Regions from separate parts of the Homo sapiens genome. Here region 2 is linked to region 1. The links are chromatin loops, found by intact Hi-C in ENCODE. Cell type or tissue: endothelial cell of umbilical vein. All regions are shown on one strand. Links, peaks and the distances in the headings refer to the core of each region. The heading gives the core; the rest is flanking DNA.

Region 1 (5,238 bases), core at 1,827-4,326:
TGACCATGGACAGGACTCCTTGCTACTGTTTCCGCAGCTGTAAAGATCCCCATATTTCCCAGGGGTTTTTGCAAGAGTTAAGTGAAATAAGGTACGAAATAAGGTACAAGTCTTTGTAAACTCTGAGCTGCTCTGTGCCCTAAACAATTGGGTTTCTTTTTCTTTCTTTCTTTCTTTTTTTTGGAGACTGAGTCTCGCTCTGTTGCCCAGGCTAGAGTGCAATGGCACAATCTCAGCTCACTGCAACCTCCGCCTCCCGAGTTCAAGCAATTCTCATGCCTCAGCCTCCCGAGTAGCTGGGATTACAGGCACCTGCCACCACGCCCAGCTAATTTTTGTTTTTGTTTTTGAGACGAAGATTCACTCTTATTGCCCAGACTGGAGTCCAAAGGCATGATCTCGGCTCACCACAACCTCTGCCTCCCGGGTTCAAGCGATTCTCCTGCCTCAGCCTCCTGAGTAGCTGGGATTACAGGCATGTGCCACCACACCCAGCTAATTTTGTATTTTTAGTAAAGATGGGGTTTCACCATGTTGGCCAGGATGGTCTCGAACTTCTGATCTCAAGTGATCTTCCTGCCTCAGCCTCCCAAAGTGCTGGGATGACAGCCGTGAGCCACCACGCCCAGCCACAATTGCATTTCTTTATTCCACAAATAGTTATTGATGGACTCAGCTTTTCTCCAGCACTAGCTGGTTGGGCTTACCGTTTACAAAGCCTAATTCTTTTTTTAAAAAAATATTTATTTATTTATTTATTTTAGAGACAAGGTCTCACTATGGGGCCCAGGCTGCTCTCGAACTCCCGGGCTCAAGTGATCCATCTGCCTCGGCCTCCCAAAGTGCTGGGATTACAGGTGTGAGCCACCGCGCCCTGTTCAACAAAGCCTAATTCTTTAGTCTGTCTCACCAAGTTGGTAGTAAGACAGTTAGAATTAGAAGCCCCTTTATCTGAGAGTCTTAAGAGGACTAATTAGCAAGGATGTCACTTTCTCTGCTTAAGACTTTATCTAAAGTTTCACAGCCTGGAAGCAAAGAGCCAAAGACAACTCTAGGGACCTGAGCCCTAAACGACCCACCTCTCCAACAGGCTGGGCCGCTGCTCTGGGGAAGAGGCCTGCTCTGCAGACAAACTCCTGGCTGAGCAGGGCGCCCAGCCGCACTGACTGTGGTTCCTTGACACATCTCCCTGAGGCCTAGAGAGAAAAGCCAGGCCAGGCTGGGGCACAGAAGGGTCCGCCTGGGAGCAGAACATCTGCTGGCGTCTCCTCAACATCCTCGATGGCCCCTCACCAGGGCACACGTCAGCCGTCTCCAGGCCAGGCACCATCCGCAGCTGCTGGTATTTCCCCTGCTGGGGGCACCTGAGTCAGCATCCAGCCTCCCTGCAGCCCCAGCCCTGCAGCCTGCCTCACGGGTTCCATGTGGCAGAGGTAGGAACTGGAATGTGGCCCAAGGTCACATGAAGTTAGCTTCAGGGCATGTTAGAACCTACCTACCTCTTCTTCAGGGGAAAAAAAAAAGAGCGGAGCCACCTGCTTTAATCAAGCCAAAGTCACAAATCACAGATGGAAACTATCTGAAATTTCCATCCCAGGAAGCAAACTCTGAATTTAGACAGAGTCAAGGAAAAGGACCTCTCTCAACTGCTACATTTCCATGCTAAATGGAATGGTCAGCCACCTGGCAAGTCCATCCTCCAGACACGACCCTACAAGTGCCTGTTAGGTCTCAGTGTACAGGACATCAGCGGACGTGTATTCTGTACAAAATACAATTTCCAAAAGAAAAACATCCTCAGTTCATCAGCTGCCATGCAGGCAAGGGGACCCTCTCTGATGGACGGTGAGACCCCTGAGTCCCGGGGGGGCTCTGCTCCCACCTGCAGTGGCTTCTCAAGCATTCGGTCCACAGCAGCCACACCCCCCAGAAGAGGGTGGTGGCACTTGGAAAACCCCTCCTTCCTTCCATCTGCGGTGACATTTACACCCCTGAGAGCTGGGTCCAGAAGAGCTGTGCAGGTAATCGGCCCCTCAGTAAGGTGGGCTGATGTCCCCCCTCACAGGCAGCGCTCCTAGCTCCTGCCTGGTACTTTGCGGCTGCACAGACACAGCTGAGGGAGACCCTCCCCTTGAGGAGCTGAGGCTGAGTAAAGCCAGCGCTCTACACAGCACAGTGGAGGACACAAGGACCCAGCCTATCTTGGGCAGAGGATGGGGAGATGCATCTATGGACGCATGGCGCAGGGTCTGGCAGCTGGGTCAAGGCTCCCGAAGGCCCCGCAGCTTCATCTGTTACTGTTCCTTTACATCCTCCACTCACAAGGGGCACGGGAAGCCCCAGGGAGGGCTCCAAGGGCCACCTGGACACTGGTCGGGGGAGTCAGCTACACTCCATACAAGGGGGATAAGAGGAGGCCTTGCTTCTAAGAAACAAGACCCCAGGCCTCTCTGAGAGCTGAAAGGCCCACGGACAGCCAGGACAGTCTGCTGTGTGGAGAGGCCACACACCTATCCACAAACACACTTCTACTCCACAGAGCAGGCTGCATATGTTTCCGGGAGTTCCACGCATGCATCAGTTCAGGCTTTGGGACGTTCGCCTCCCACACACCATCTTCCTTGATTCTCCCAACCCTGCTAACAGAAGTGTTGCTATGCCCACTTCACACAACGGGAGACTGAGGCTCAAGAAGGGTAAGTGCTTTGCCTAAGATCTCTAGAACCCAGGTTTGTCTGATGGTAAGGCCAGGTAGATGCTAACCTTTCTGCTACTCCTGTCACAGCTGTACACTGTGATAACATCCATGTGTCACTAACGTCTCCAAAACCTTCATCTCCCGGGGTAAAATGCAGCAGGAGAGGCAGCAGGAGAGAAAGGCTTCCATTTCGCCCAGCCACGCTCGGCTGAGGCTCAGACCTGGAACATTCAGTTCAAGTGTGCTCTGGGTCAGGGAGCCAGCGCTCCATGCTGAGTCATCAGGCCAGCCAGGCAGGGTACACGAGAGTGAGAGCACTCAGCTTAATTCTGAGTCACCACAGCCCCAAGACTGCAGGGACGCCCGGCATGGAGCGCTGTCAGAACCGGGGAAGACACCGTCCAACCCAGGAAGGAGTGCTAACCCCGCTGGGATGCTGGGGGTCTGAACTGACCCTGAAAGGGTGGGCCAGCGAAGGGGCTGGCTTTTCTTCTGCACATGAAGGGGCCTTCCCATCCTCCCACTGTATGAATTTTTAAACCATCCATTCATTTATTCATTCATTCAATGTCAAGGAAGAATTTTTTAAATAACTGAAAAAAATATATAATTCTACTTTAATAAACACTGAGGAAGATACTTTAAAACAGCAAACGTTTGTTCTCCAATTGAATGCTAAGGAATTTTCCGTAAAAAGTCTCCCCAGTTCACTGGGGCACAGCTCTGTGCTGGGAGCTCTTGGACAGCTGAGCTGTTTACAGGCTCCTGACGCACAGAGCTGGCACTCTGCGATTCTAGGCTTTTCTGAATTGACAGTGAATAAGAACCTTCACGTATACGGTGTCTGATCTTGCTGCCAGCCACACGAAAAAAAATTTTTAAGAGACTCTTTTCACAGTGCCAGGGGCTGCTCTCTGCACAGCTATGGAAGTAGGGTCTGGCTGCTGCCAGCTCCCAGCCTCTCCAGCCCTGCTGTAAGATGCTGTGTCATTGGGAGAAACAAAAAAGAGCTTCTCCAGACCTGTAAGGATGAACTTAGGGAATCAATACTGAAGTCCTTTGTGCAGAGAAGGCCATTCACAAAGTGACAAAAAGGAGCAGGCCTCTGGGGACCTTTAGGAGCCCAGGACAACTCTGCAGTTCTTAGGAACCAATGGAAGGCTTCCCGGGACACACCTGCATCCTTCACGGGCAGCTCTTCTGTATCTGCCTTCGCGCTCTGGGCAGGCCCATGTTCTACCCTTCTCCACAGTCACTCGTTCCATCTTTTCTGAGCCTGTGGACCCTGCCAGGCATCAAGAGGCAGCGATGAAGCACACAGACTCTGCCCCAGAACTCCTAACAGGGGTGTGACCCCAAGACAAAGCAGAAAAGTGCAGAGCTTAAGCAAAAAGATTCAAATTAAAATAATATGGGTTCCAGAAGAGAGACAGCCTGCTTCGGACCAGGGAGAGGCAGGACATGCTTTGTGGAGAACAGTCTCAAAGTGGGCAGACTTGTCCTCTATATGGCATTTAACACTGTGACTCGCACACTGTGGGCACTCAGTGAATTTCAGATGGGGTAAAGGAGTGAGTAAAGAGTCGGGCCCATCTCCTAAATCCAGACCCAGGTTCAAGAAACAGGCCAACATTTCTGATTAACTATACAAAGATGGACTCAGGGCTGTTTATCACCTCAAGCTGTGCCTGGGGAGTATAAAGCAGCCGTGCCTGGGGAGTATAAAGCAGCCAGGCCCGCTAAAGGCAAGTCTGTCTGTCACCCCTTCAGGAACTCAGATGGGGGTAAAGCCACAGAAGTCTTTCTGTTTATCACAGGCCAGGCACACTGCCTCTCCAAATCTGCTGTCCCATGTGTAAGACACTTCATAGTTTCTAGTTCAAAGAGCTGGTGAGGATTTAGAGATAAGGTTACCAAAAGCACCCACTCATATCTGGCACATATATATATATATGTGTGTGTGTTGACAGACAGAAAAATACTACATTCATTCCTCTCCCCCCAAATTCTTCCTAAGCTTTTGCAAGCTGCCTGGCTTCCTAAAAGGCTGCCAAGGTCCCAAAGATACCTTCATCGAAATACGTGACGACTTAGTAACACCAGATACCTCACATGGTATCACATGTGCCACATGATGCATACAGATGAATCCTGCACCTGCAAAACAAGGGGCTCTGGAGCCTGCCTCAGACGGCCGGCTGATGGGCATGGTGGCGCTCACCTATAATCCTAGCTACTTGGGAGGCTGAGGCAGGAGAATCGCTTGAACCCAGGAGACGGAGGTTGCAGTGAGCCAAGATCGCACTACGGCACCCCAGCCTGGGAGACAAAGTGCGACTCCGTCTCAAAAAAAAAAAAAAAAAAAAGAAGGCCAGCTGAGTCTATGCTCTGAGGCAGAAGCAGATCAGAGGTGTCTACTTGACTCACAACAAAAGGGAACCCAGGAGGGGCTGGAGAATAACACGGTCAAGTGTGACACAGGGTTCACTCGTGTTCGCCAGTGCCAGAGGGTCTCAAAGATCCTAATAAGCAAGGCCTTT
Region 2 (5,238 bases), core at 1,757-4,256, 560 kb after region 1:
GCAGCCATCTTCCGCCGCCGCGGCGCGCAGCTCTGGCTGCCGCCTGCAGGACCGGCCTCGCACCCGAACCCCGCCCCGCCCGCCGTAGGGCCCGCCCCCATCACAGGCCCCGCCTCCCTCCCCGGCCCATCATAAGCCCCGCCTCCCTCCCCGGACCATCACAGGCCCCGCCTCCCGCTGTAGGACCCGCCTCCCTCCCGCCCCGCCCCATCACAGGACCATCAACCCCCCCCGTCGGCCCCGCCCCACCCGCAGGCCCACCTATTCCAGCCCCAGTCCTCCCTGCCAGGACCTGCTCAGTGCAGCTCCACTCGTCTTCTGCCCGTGGCCCTTCGCCCTTGGAAACCTCCTTGAGTCTCCGCAGCCTGCCTCAATTTCTCTAATCCAGCTGTTCATCCTTCTTCTTCTCAATCCACTCCAATCTTTCTTCCCGTCGTAGGCTTTCCTTGTTCTACCTCTGCCCTCTGGTCAAGCTCAAAAGAACAGGTCACCTTGTTCCTAAAAAGAGGCGTCCTGAGGATGGAGGAAGGGTCTCCATCCATTCCTTCATCCAGCCACCCCCAAAACAAAACAAAACAAAAATTGAGGGCCTAATAAGGCACTGGGGATACCTTATAGGGCTGAACAAGACAGAGCAGTCCACTGGGGAAGACAGACAATTGGCGAGTAGAATAAATAATCCAGGCCAGGTGAGGTGGCTCACGCCTCTGATCCCAACACGATGGGAGGCCAAGGCAGGAGCATCACTTGAGGTCAGGAGTTCGAGATCAGCCTTGGCAACATAGTGAGACCCATCTCTACAAAAAAAATTTAAAAATTAGCCAGGCATAGTGGCATGCACCTGTAGTCCCAGCTACTCTCAGGCTGAGGCAGGAAAATCATTTGAGCCCAGGATTTTGAGGCTGCAGTGAGCTGTGATCCTGCCACTCACTCCAGCCTGGGTGACAGAGTGAGACCCTGTCTCAAAAATAAATAAATAGATAAATAGATGACAGATAGATAGATAATAGTAAAAAAGCTCAGAATGATATGTGCCCTGGAGGCAACGATATGTGCCCTGGAGGCAGTGTGTTAGAGAGTGGAGGTGTGCTGCTCTAAAATGGGTGTCAAGAAAGGCTTCTCTGAGAAAGGGATATTTGAACTGAGATCTGAATGATAGTAACGACTCAGACATTGGAAGATTTGGCTCCAAGATTCCTCCTCTGGATCTACTGTCTGCCCCAACCCCAAGTCACACAGAGCTAATTAGGGAGGGTCCTTGGTGTCTGCAGGAATACAATCCCACCCTCATCTTTTTTTCTTTTTTCTTTTTTTTTTTTTTTTTTTGAGATGGAGTCTTGTTCAGTTGCCCGGCCTGGAGTGCAATAGCGCGATCTCGGCTCACTGCAACCTCCGCCTCTCGGTTTTAAGGGATTCTCCTGCCTCAGCCTCCTGCGTAGCTGGGATTACAGGCGTGAGCCACTGCGCCTGTTTTTTTCTTTTTTCTTTCTTTTTTTTTTGGAGACAGTTTCTCGCTATGTTGCCCAGGCTGCAATTTATACATTGGAGTATATTTAGGTGTGTATATGGCATTCCTGTTTCTCTCACTAAACTGAACCCCTGGAAGGCAGCACCCTGAACTACGTGCCCTTCTATTCTCTGGGCTTCCTGTTGTAGTATAACTGTTAATGTGTCTAGTTTTCACAGAAAAGAAGCAGGTGTTTAGAGGCTGAGGAGTGGGACACAGATGTGGAATCAGTTTGGAAGCCAACTAGAAACTTGCACTAGGTGGGGCACGGTGGCTCACGCCTGTAATCCTAGCACTTTGGGAGGCTGAGGTGGGTGGATCACGAGGTCAGGAGATTGAGACCAACCCGGCTAAAACGGTGAAACCCTGTCTCTACTAAAAATACAAAAAATTAGCCGGGCGTGGTGGCAGGTGCCTGTAGTCCCAGCTACTTGTGAGGCTGAGGCAGGAGAATGGCGTGAACCCGGGAGGCGGAGCTTGCAGTGAGCCGAGATCACGCCACTGCACTCCAGCCTGGGCGACAGAGCGAGACTCCATCTCAAAAACAAACAAACAAAAAATCACAAAAATTAGCTAGGCATGGTGGCAGGTGCCTGTAATCCCAGCTACTCAGGAAGCTGAGGCAGACTGGCTTGAACCCAAGAGAGGACGGTTGCAGTGAGCCAAGATCGCGCCACTGCATTCCAGCCTGGGCGACAGAGTGAGACTCCATCTCAGAAAAAAAAAGAAAAGAAATGAGGATGAAGACGATGATGAACAGATAATTAAACAAAGGAGAGGGAGATGATAGTGGGTGCAGGGAGGGGAAAGATAATGAGGGGTGTGTCCAGGCTCCAGTGAGTGGGATGATACCTGGAATTGACACCTCCTTCCCTCCTGTTTCTCCACAAGTGCTGTCTTACCTGCCAGACAGGTACACCAGAGTGAAGGGAAAAGGAATAGAGGGTGGAGAGAGCAGAGGCGACGCATCCCCAATCTTTAAAAGTAAGACTGACCTCTGCGCTGTCACAGACAGATGGAGCTGGGGTGTGGAAACAGACAACCTGAGTTCCAACCCCCTTGCCCATCTTAGCTGCGAAACCTCACACATGTTTCCTATCTTTTCTGTGCATGTTTTCTCAGTGATCAAATGGAGCTAACCATACTTTCCTCCGTGACTCTCCCAATAAAGATTTGAATCAGGGAAAATCTTTATGCTAGTTTTATTGATAAGAATAGCCTAATTTTATAGGTAAGAATATAAAGGGTCCCCAAGACCACCCCCCAAATTCAATGATTTGTTGGAAGGATTCTCAGGATTCAGCATATAGCTATACTCATGGCTATGATATACATTTTTATTTTTTTGAGACAGGGTCTCACTCTGTCACCCAGGCTGGAGTGCAGTGGCACGATCACGGCTCACTGCAGCTTTGATCCAGGCTCAAGCTATCCTCCCACCTCATCCTCCTGAGTAGCTGGGACTACAGGCAGGCACCACCATGCCTAGCTATTTTTTTTTTTTTTTTTTTGAGATGTGATCTCACCATATTGTGTAGGCTGATCTCAAGCTTCTGACCTCAAGCGATCTGCCCACCTCAGGCTCCAAAGTGCTGGGGTTACACATGTGAACCACCATCCCCAGCTCAGGGCTATGATTTATTACAGCCAGAGAATACAAAGCAAAATCAGCAAAGGGAAAAGGCACATGGGGTGATGTCTGGAGGAAACCAGGGCCAAGTTCCCAAGAGTTATTTCCTGGTAGAGTCACACAGGACACACCTAATTCCTCCAGCAACAAGTTGTGGCAATACTTGTGATATTTATCAACCAGGGAAGCTTGTTAGAACTCAGTCACCAAGTAACTCAGTTTTTACTGGGGGCCAGTCACATAGGTACCCTCTGCCTAGCTCATACCAGATTTCCAGACTCTCATGAACCACATTGTATGTACAAATAGTTCAGGCATAGTCTGTCACTCTGATCAGTTTGATCAGTTCTAGAAATGCTGGGAACACTGCCGAAGTCCAAGTTTCCAGGCACAGCCAAGGGCCAAACTGGCCAGCAGACTTTCTATGGATATCACCCTCAGGCCTGTCGTGTGAATTCTTTTTTGCACAGCCTGCTCACTCCTTGCTCTGCAGAAAAAGAGTAAGTTACTGGCACTGAAGCAGATTTGGAAAGTGCCTAAACTGTCTGGCCACATGGACAAGTGCACAAGGGACCCCAGCATCTTCCAGGTGTTCCAATCCCAGGTTCCTATGAGTCAAATATGGTTCTTTTTCATCTTTGTTTCTGTAATTGGATTCCATCATAGATTGGGCATGTGTCAGCCAAGGGAGCCATTAGGGTGGCAGTTTTTTTTTGTTGTTGTTGTTTTGTTTGTTTGTTTGTTTTGATGGAGTCTTGCTCTGTCGCAATGCAGTGATGCAATCTCAGCTCACTGCAACTTCCGCCTCCTGGGTTCAAGCAATTCTCCTGTCTCAGCCTCCTGAGTAGCTGGGACTACAGGCGCAGGCCACCACACCCGGCTAATTTTTGTATTTTTAGTAGAGACAGGGTTTCACCATATTGGTCAGACTGGTCTCGAACTCCTGACCTCAGGTGATCCACCCACCTCAGCCTCCCAAAGTGCTGGGATTACAGGTGTGAGCTACTGTGCCCAGCCTTTTTTTTTTTCTGAGACGGAGTCTTGCTCTGTCACCCAGGCTGGAGTGCAGTGGTGTGATCTCCACTAACTGCAACCTCCGCCTCCCAGGCTCAAGCAATTCTCCTGCCTCAGCCTCCCAAGTAGCTGGGACTACAGGTGTGTGCCACCAAGCCTGGTTAATTTTTTTTTATTTTTAGTAGAGATGGGGTTTCACCATGTTGGCCAGGCTAGTCTGAAACTCTTGGCCTCAAGTGATCCATCCGCCTTGGCCTCCCAAAGTGCTGGGATTACAGGTGTGATCCACCACGCCTGGCCAAGCTCTTTTAATTTAAGGGATTCAGTCTCACTTGGGAACTGGAAGGCGATTCAGTCAACTGCTCTGACACTCCGTCCTGACTTCTAGCATATGTGAGGCTTCCAGAACATTCCCAAGATGAAGTCATCCTCCTTGTGTTCTCAATGGTTTCAGGATGCTGGGTAGCTCTCCGGCCCTAAGAAGCCCAGGTTTCGAGCTGTGTTGCATTATTCTTTTTTCTTTCTTTCTTTCTATTTATTTATTCATTTATCTATTGAGACAGGGTCTTGCTCTGTCACCCAAGCTGGGGTGCAGTCGTTCAATCACAGCTTGCTGCAGACTTGACCTTCCAGGCTCAAGCAATTCTCCCACCTCAGCCTCCCGAGTAGCTGGGACCATAGGTTTGTGCCACCATGCCCAGCAATTTTTTAAAACTTTTTGTAGAGATGGGGTCTCCTTATGTTGCCCAGTATGGCCTTGAACTCCTAGGCTCAGGCAATCCTCCTGCATCAGCCTCCAGAGTAGCTGGGACTATAGGCATGAGCCACGATGCCCGGCTAATTTTTATTTTTATTTTTATTTTATTTTTGTAGAGATGGGAGTCTCACTATGTTGCCCAGGCTGGTTTTGAACTCCTGGCCTTAAGACATCCTCCCACCTCAGCCTCCCAAAGTGCTGGGCTTACAGGTGTGAGCCATCACACCTGGCTACTATGTTGCATTAAAAGAAATAGTTCATGGACTGGGCACCGAGGCTCATTCCTGTAGTCCCAGCATTTTGGGAAGCTGAGGCAAAAGCATCGAGCCC

What was found. A loop is a pair of places that touch in the nucleus more often than their neighbours do. Peaks named below come from ENCODE experiments on the same cell type or tissue, not always from the same donor. Only the 100,000 strongest peaks of a DNase experiment are listed, where the experiment ranks them.
Region 2: it touches region 1 in a loop (2.5-fold over the local background); 2 of 110 quality-filtered maps call a loop at or near these places.

The regions. Positions count from the first base shown.
Region 1 is chr10:119,656,205-119,661,442 of GRCh38, reverse strand. All of the region lies in intron 1 of BAG3 (BAG cochaperone 3), which reads right to left. Among named protein-coding and RNA genes, the nearest start is that of BAG3, 7.4 kb to the right of the region's middle. In endothelial cell of umbilical vein, for the core only: no CTCF peak of the experiment used is centred there; a DNase peak (open chromatin) is centred at 2,972; H3K27ac peaks cover 1,138 bases.
Region 2 is chr10:119,098,913-119,104,150 of GRCh38, reverse strand. It overlaps DENND10 (DENN domain containing 10), which reads right to left and starts at 38. Exons shown (of 9, transcript NM_207009.4): 1 at 1-38. The coding sequence starts at 8. RefSeq lists a silencer at 1-249. In endothelial cell of umbilical vein, for the core only: no CTCF peak of the experiment used is centred there; a DNase peak (open chromatin) is centred at 3,190.